Linked DNA regions of Homo sapiens: region 1 is linked to region 2. The links are chromatin contacts, found by Hi-C or POLR2A ChIA-PET in ENCODE. All regions are on one chromosome and are shown on one strand. The core of a region is the stretch at or near the end of the contact, and the rest is flanking DNA. Distances in the headings are between cores, read along the strand shown. Region 1 overlaps VPS13D (vacuolar protein sorting 13 homolog D). Region 2 overlaps TNFRSF1B (TNF receptor superfamily member 1B).

Evidence for each region. A loop is a pair of places that touch in the nucleus more often than their neighbours do. ChIA-PET counts read pairs that join two places held with the same protein, here RNA polymerase II (POLR2A). Pooled maps may share reads with other maps.
Region 1: a pooled map shows a loop between it and region 2 (3-fold over the local background). The contact joins two enhancer-like sites. A Hi-C loop is called at or near these places in 1 of 37 single-sample maps with no recorded cell type and 4 of 50 pooled maps. POLR2A ChIA-PET finds 5 or more read pairs at or near these places in 1 of 52 experiments (GM10248).

The regions. Positions count from the first base shown.
Region 1 is chr1:12,447,614-12,451,542 of GRCh38, reverse strand. The region is part of intron 65 of VPS13D (vacuolar protein sorting 13 homolog D); the gene reads right to left. Among named protein-coding and RNA genes, the nearest start is that of SNORA59A, 58 kb to the left of the region's middle. Within about 2 kb of position 2,607, at least 17 of the 41 ENCODE cell types and tissues checked have a DNase peak (open chromatin) inside an H3K27ac peak, as active enhancers do.
Region 2 is chr1:12,199,383-12,203,719 of GRCh38, reverse strand. It overlaps TNFRSF1B (TNF receptor superfamily member 1B), which reads right to left. Exons shown (of 10, transcript NM_001066.3): 9 at 1,549-1,753. Among named protein-coding and RNA genes, the nearest start is that of MIR4632, 9.8 kb to the right of the region's middle. RefSeq lists enhancers at 1,096-1,629, 1,662-1,711, 1,630-2,164 and a silencer at 1,703-1,901. Within about 2 kb of position 1,804, at least 3 of the 41 ENCODE cell types and tissues checked have a DNase peak (open chromatin) inside an H3K27ac peak, as active enhancers do.

The sequences.
Region 1 (3,929 bases), core at 1,358-3,857, 250 kb before region 2:
CCACAAAATACTTAAGGCTTCAAGTGCATGTTGTTCTAGCTAAAATGAAAGGTTCCAAGGAACAAAATGTCCTTCAGAAAATCTAGTGTTACACTCACAAAGACAATGATTTTCCCCTTCCTTTCACTTCAACACATGCCATACTTGTGAATTCTGGCCACAGTCCAAAGTCATTAACTTCTATAAAGCAATATTTTCAGCAAGGGGGTAAAAATCTCAGAAGTACTTCAAGATGCCAGTTCTACTGAATAGCTAACACACACTCTGTCAACACCCTCCTTCCCAAAATAATCTCATTGTCTACACAAATGGAGACACTGCAAATTAGCCTGGGTTTGGGGCCTGGCTCCGAAGGGTTGATTTTCTAAAACTGAAATTCAAGTAGACACTGGAATGGGGCAAGGGAAAAAATTCACACTGTGTTCCTCTGTTCTGTCTGATCAGTTTACCTGACCCTTTTATGATCTTCAGCAAGCATGGGGTGCCAAAGGCATTTGGCCAGTGTAACAGGAGCTGGGGCTTGAATTTCTCTCCCTTCTCTTGGGTTCTTCTTTCACAGTTATTTACCTAATGGAAATTTCCTCTTTAATATCTTTGCCTCACTGAGTAATTGCTGGTGGCAGTATCTTCCTTGTCACCAGGGAAGATGGTAACCAAATACAACAGGAAAAGAGAGAAGTGGCAGGACTCCGTAGTGTGATGGAGAAGTTTTATATTCTTCCAAGTACAGATGCTCCTTGACTTATGATGGGATTACGTCCGGGTAAGCCCATTTTTAAGTTGAAAAGGCTTTAAGTAAAAATGAATTTCATACACCTAACATATCTAAACATGCCCGGAACACTTACATTAGCTGACAGCTGGGCGAAGTCATCTGGCAGCAGGGCCCACTGTAGAGTATTTGTTCCCTCTTCATGATCACGTGGCTAACTAGGAGCTGCGGCTGCCCTAGTGCCCAGCACTGCGACAGAATCGGATCACATGTCACCAGCCCAGGAAGATCAAAACTCAAAATCTGAAGTACAGTTTCTACTGAATGCATATAGCTTTTACGTCATCGTCAAGTCAAAAAATTGTAAGTTAAACCACCACAAGTCAGAGACTATACAAGGTTGTACAGCTGCAAACCTCAGCTACCAGCACAGCTCTAATTCTAATCAGCATTGTCTGCAATAAGCTATGTCTGAACTCATAAATTTGGAAAACCCAACTATCTATTGTGCCTCTAAGTAAGGCTGCCATGAACTTTGTGGGAGTTGCCACGATGTAGTCAAACAAGCAGGAGCAAAGGAATCAAATCTTACCCTGACAGTTACCAAACACGCATGCTGGTGGAAGAGGCTTAATTTCTCTGAACCTCAGTTTATCCATCTGCTAAAATCACATACTTTCTACTGTAAGGGATTGCTCTTTTTTTTTGCTGGCTGAGTCTCAGTCTGTTACCCAGGCTGGAGTGCAGTGGTGCGATCACAGCTCACTGCAACCTCCACCTCCTGGGTTCAAGCGGTTCTCATGCCTCAGCCTCCCGTAGCAGGGATTACAGTTGTGTGCCACCACGCCTGGCTAATTTTTGTATTTTTAGTAGAGACAGGGTCTCACCGTGTTGGCCAGGTTGGTCTTGAACTCCTGGCTTCATGTGATCTGCCTACCTCGGCCCCACGAGGTGCTAGGATTACAGGCATAAGCCACCGAGCCTGGCCTGCAAAGGACTGTTTTGAAGAGTTAAGAGAATAATTAATGCAAAATGTTTGGTGTAGCATTTGGCCAACACTTTTTACAAGTTTCTTAGAAGTAGTATGGGACTTTCAATTTCAGAGTCATTTTCAACTCTGCTGGTATACTACTAGGAAAACCATCTTTGAGTCATGTAAGACCTAAGTCACTTCAAAACGAAAGTCTTCACCACTGACTTCCGTTTCATACTGTCAAAATATCCACAGTTAAAAAGTATTCTGAGTGTGAGTTTTGCCTTGATGTTGAAGAACCCTTTTGTGATACTCATAAACAGAGAAGAGTTAAAGGAAAATGTGACCTGAAAAGCAGTGAATATCTATTGTTGATAAAAGGCAAACCAAACAGCTAGTCCTCACTCAGCCAAATCACGAAAGGGTGGGGAGGCTGGGAAGAGGCATTTAAAAAAAAAAAAAAGGCACGGAACAAGTTGAGGTTTGGCAAGAAGGAAGCATTTCTGGATTCCAGATTTCTATCCACTAGAAGAGGAGTGCTTTTGTCTGTTTTCAGTTCTACTTGGTTATGGATTATGTATAGCCCTTAAGGCAAAGAGAAAAAAAGGGGAGGAATCCAGAAAGGGGACCCTGAATAAAAACAATACAGGCATTTTAAAGTTGGGACTGACATCCTAATTCCAGTAATATGCCTAAGCCAATGACCTTGCTTTTTTTTTTTTCCTGGTCTCTGGAGATCTAAAAGCCCTCCTACCCTAAGATGCACACCATGTTGCTATTTCACGGATAAACACTTATCAGGCAACAGACACTCCTTTTTCAGTTAAGAAACAAAGTTATCTAAAGCCACCCAGAATTATCTCAGCACCCAAGGTTGAAACACATGCAAGGAAGTCAGGCCTCAGGACTGTCCTGCTGTCTTAACTAACCCAAGACACACGCCTGCTGAACTGGCAAGTTTCTCTTGCTATTCTGCAACTCTGACCCAGTTGTGAACTCAGATGCTGTTTCAGATTAATCTGGAAGCTCAGAGTGGTTTGAAGCATTCCCATAATAGGATTTTGCTTTTTCCTTAAAAAGGATTGGTGGAGTATGCTATAAAGTAAAAACCGCAGAAATAAGCAGGATGTACACAGGTAGAATCAAGACAACTGATCTTCAACATAGAGAAGTCGGGGCTTAGTCAAATCCTATTTTCCCTATAGTTTTTCTACATTGATTATAAAGAATTATGAAGGAAGGATGAATCCTGAAGCCCAGCTGTGGATGGAATTGTGTCCTGCCTTTCAGCTCTTCATCAGCTAGGACCCAGTGTAGGACTTTTTGGCAGAAGGGGGGTATGCTTATGTTGAAAATGCCAGACCCCTACTTGTCTGTTGCTGAAACCCCATGAAGCATGCAGAGGGAAGCCTGAAGACAGGTTTCCATACAGTTAGCACTGGCCATGGGGAATATGCCTTCCCACCCCATGAGAGCTCCTGTTTTGCCATTCTAACAAGGTTTTTGCATAAATAGCTTGTGCCTCAGTACTGAACCAGGAGATAGATTATAATGCAGGAAAAAAAATTCCCTCTATGGCGGTCACACCATAAAGCCTGATTTGGCAGATAACTTATTTCAACTCCAAGAAAACACACAGGCTCTCAAAAGCAGAGTCCTGATGCCAACTCTTGTCATTAGTATCAGCTGGGTGAACATGAGCAAAAGACACACTCTCTTTAGAATCAGTGTCTTCATCTACAAAACAGGGAGAACACCACCCATGGAGTTACCCACGGCGACCTTGGTTACGAAAGCACTTGGAAAAAAACACAAATCAAAGGGTTATTACTGGAAATCCTATCCTTTCTTCCAATGAGTGCTCTCCGGTTCCCTCCTCTTTCTCCCCCACTGAATCTTGCATGTCTCATCCTAAACTATGGAAATCACCTCATGCCCATTCTGGAACAAAGGAAAGCATAAATATGTCAATTAAAATCGCAAAATACAGAACTTTAGAAATGAAACCGAACATTCCTCAACAGAAAAGAAGCTCAAGATGATCTCCTTCCTAGTCACAAGACCTCCATTCTTACAAAGTACTTTGTATTTATTTCAAATGAATAAATATATTCACTTTAATGCCAAAGGCTTAGAAGAAAGGAGGCTGATGACATCAGAGAGAATAATCATAGATGCTGGGCACCAGTATAAGCTGAGCTTCTTGTGGCAAAAGTAAAATAGGTTTCAAGGGTTTGGAATAAG
Region 2 (4,337 bases), core at 555-3,054:
GAATCCAAGAACTGGGCAAAGACTAAGAGTTTATAATTGGAGCGCACTCATTCATTCATTCATTCAACAGTGTGTAGGGCCCCTGATCTCTTCCAGGCACTGGCCCAGGCCCTCCCATAGGGAGTTCTCAGGATGGAGTGAGGGGCACTGATGAGACCTCCCACCGAGGAGGCTGGGGGCTATGATGGGGCAGACAGAAATGGCCACGTCAGCTCCTGTGGGCAGTTGGGGGCAGGTAGGAACAGGTGTGGCAGGCAGGGGTGGCATGAGTGCAGGCAAGAGGCAGGGGCGCAGTGAGCTGGGGAGCAGCTGGGGGTGAGTGAGCTGGAGGAGGGCTGCGTGGTGGGGGCTGCAGCCATCAGTCCCCACCTGGAGGCGGCCCAGAGGGAGCCTGGCCCTGGTCTGGTGCCCAGCTGGGCACAATGTCACCCATCTCTCACCAGCCCTGGCAAGGAGGCGCTATAGCTCACCTCTAGGTGAAAAAACCAAGGCTTGGCAGGGTTAAGCATCCCACCCAAATTCTTATGGCACCAGAGTGGCCAGGCAAGGATCTCAGACTGACCCAAGTTCATGGTCATTCCCTGAATTCTCACTGGCTGGCACTGCCAGGTAAGAGGGAGAGAGGCACAGGCCAGCAGACCCTGTACAGGGGCCCCTCCAGTGTGGGCCCTAGAGATGCCAACCAGGAGTGACATCTGTCATAGACCAGGTCCAGGGCACAATGCAGCCTGCATAAATGGGACACAATCCCCACAGTCCCAGTGCCTCAGACCTAAAGAGACCCAGCAACAAACTGCAGTGAGTGGAGCCCTGGAGCCACCATTTCTTCATTCATCTTCCAATCCCAGGGCTCTGGAGCCCGACAGCCTAGGGGTGAGTCTGGCTCTTCTGTTTACTAGCCATGTGCCCTTGAAGAAGCTGTTTAACCTCTCTGGGGCTCAGTTTCCTCATCTGTAAAATGGGATAACAACAGGAACTATCTCTTAGCATTGACATGCAGGTCAGTTTTATGCATGTAAAGTGCCCAGTACAGTGCCTGCTGTTCCGTAGCCTTCCATAAGTAGAAGCGATTGTTATGATTAATTATCAGTAGCTGGGCCGTGTTGGGCCTGCAGATACAGGGATGAATGAGATGATCCAGGCTCACCAGGTGTCCCACAGCCTGGCGTGGGAGACAGGAGAAGACAATGTCTGTACATGCAGTCTGACAGTCCTGTGAAAGGGAGGCCAGGGCATGGTGAGCCCGGAGGAGCAGCCAGGCCAGCTGGGGGTGGTAGCAGGGAGAAGGTTTCAGGAAAACTCCTCCCCCAGATACCAGGGACTTGGACAAGCTGGGGTTGTCCCACAGAAGGGAGGATTTTGAGGTGATAGGCCCAGCATGGGCAAAGGCGGGAGGGAACTTAGGTTCAGCGAACCGAAGGAAGTTCCCTGTGGCTCAGGCCTCGTCCCACCCTGCGGGGAGGCTCAGGAGGAGATGGCTAAGACAGAAACCAGGTGAGAAAGACCAAGGAGGCTTGGGAAGAAGCCAGGTGTGCTCCCACCTCTTACCTGAGCTCCCGGTGCTGGCCCGGGCCTCCCCGGCCCCACTGGCCTCCACGCCTGGTGCCTGTGGCTGGTTCCGAGTGGGCGCCCTTCTGTCCAACGCACTGGCCGAGCTCTCCAGGGAGCTGCTGCTGGAGCTCGGCGCTGTGATCAGCAGGTGCTGCTGCTCGGGGCCCTGTGTACCCCGGGCCTTATCGGCAGGCAAGTGAGGCTGGATGGGCAGGGGGTGGTAGGGGAGAGCAGTCAGCCCACCAGCCAGCTCTTTCTTCCCCTCTTCCTTCCCACTGCCATCCACACCTCCTGCCATCAGCACTTCTCAGTTTACGTGACGTTTCTGCCCACCCTTGCACGTTCTTTCCACACACGGCACTTTTTGGGAGGTGTGATTCTCCGTGGTTTCTGTGTTTCTGTTATTAGCACCCAGCTGCTCTACTAGAGTGTCCTATGAGGGCAGAGAATACCTGGCCCTGTTCACCAAATAGTCTTAGAGGTGGGGCAGGATTTTCATCCTTATTTTGCATAAGGGAGTAGAAGGAAAGCAGCTTTCCTTCACCCCATCTGCACAGGGAGACATGGCCCAGCCTAGCAACCAAGAGTGTGGACTCTAAACCCAGGCCACACAAGTGCAAATCATGACTCTACCACTCACTTGCTGTGTGACCTTGGACAAGTTACTTAACCTCTCTGTGCCTTTTTTTTTTTTTTTACTCTATAAAGGGAGAATAATAGCCTACCTCATAGGGTTGTTGTGAAGATTAGATGGCTGAATATTTGTAAAGTGCTTAAAACAATGCCTATTACATAGTAAACTCCATACAAGAGTTTGTTAAATCAGAACTAGGCAAATGATTGCCCAGAGGCCCAGTACAGCCTGCCACTAAGAATGGTTTTCACTTTTTTTTTTTTTTTTTTTTTTTGAGACAGGGTCTCACCCTGTTGCTCAGGCAGGAGTGGAGTGGCACAATCATAGCTGACTATAGCCCTCGATTTTCCAGGCTCAAGTGATCCTCCTGCCTCAACCTCCTGAGTAGCTGAGACCACAGGCACGTGTCACTGCTCCTGGCTAATTTTTTTGTTGTCGATTGTTTGTAGAGACAGGGTTGTGCTATGTTACCCAGGCTGGTCTTGTACTCCTGGGCTCAAGCCATCCTCCTACCCTGGCCTCCCAAAGTGCTGGGATACCAGGCGTGCACCACCACACCCCACTGGTTTTCATGTTTTAAATGGTTGAAAAAAAAATGTTTAAGAATAATTTGTGGCCAGGCTTGGTGGCTCATGCCTGTAATCCCAACACTTTGGGAGGCTGAGGCAGGCGGATCACCTGAGGAAGGGAGTTGGGGACCAGCCTGACCAACATGGCAAAACCCCGTCTCTACTAAAAATACAAAATTAGCTGGCGTGGTGGCTCATGCCTGTAATCCCAGCTACTCAGGAGGCTGAGGCAGGAGAATCGCTTGAACCTGGGAGGCAGAGGTTGTGGTGAGGCGAGATCGAGCCACTGCACTCCAGGCTGGGCAACAAGAGTGAAACTCCATCTCAAAAAAAAAGAATAATTTGCGGCACATGGAATGGTGGGAAGCTCAAGTTTGGGTGTCCAGTAGCACAATTAGATAGGAACACACCACTCTCAGTTGGGTGTGTGCTGTCTATGCATGTAGCTGCTTTCTTGCTACAGAGGCAGGTTTGAGTAGCTGTCACTGAGACCATACAGTCCACAAAGCCTGAAATTCCTACCATCTGGCCCTTTACAGAGAAAGCGTGCAGACCTTTGCGCTCAGTCAATCATTCCGGGGCAGAGAGCGCTCACGTCTGAGACCCTCTGCTGCACTGCCTCAGCCTCTTGTTCCAGAGTCCGCCCACAGGCTGCTCTGCAACTTCCCCTGATGTCTTCTTCCCGTAGAATAATAATAATATTATTAGCTGACATTTGAGTGCCACCCAATGCCATGCACTGTACCTACATCCCTCCAGACAATATCTATATTGATTCTTCCAACAACCCAGTGTTATCCTTGCTTTGTGGAAACTGAGGCACGGAGAGATTGAGTTACTTGCCCAAGGTCACGGTTAGGACATACTGTGGCTGGGCTAAATCCCAAAGGGCCTTTCCTGGGTGTCTGGGGTTTCAACTCTGGAGGCTCAAGGCAAGGTCCCCATTTCCAGACACGCACACTGAAGAGAGGCTGGAAATTCCTCTCCCAGGCTGTTGTCTGTTCCCACTGGCTGGCCAGGCGCTCACACCCTTGCCTTGGAATTCTAAGCGATTGTTTTCTGATCCCAGCAAAAAAGGAGATGGCACAGGCCACATTCCCAACAGCTGCCCTGGCCCCTGGCCTGCCCAGGATGAAAACAAGTGTCCCAGGCAGAAAGAAGGAGGGTAGAGATGAGTGAAGGGCTGATGGGGCTCGCCAGCACTGCAGCGGGAGGTGAGAGCAGGGGTGGAGCGAGCAGCGCAGGTGCCACCGCCCCCCAAGAAAGGCTGAGACCTCCTGCCTCCCTCCAGAGGGAGCTACAATTCCAGATGTGGTCTGAGAACAGATGCGAGTACCAGGGTCCTCTCTGTCCAATCCCTGCAGCCCCCGGCTCCCATGGCTTCTCGGACACCTGAGCGCCACCTGCACCCTTAATTCCCCAAGGCCACAGCCTCTCACTCAGGACTGGAGGGATCTCGTGCAAGCCATCCCCAAGAGGCCACGGAGGCCCAGAGAAAGTGCATCCTGTGCCCAGCATCACACAGCTGGTCCGTGGCAGGAGCAGAAGCCTAGACCAGCTTCCCCAGGAACCCCCACACCCTC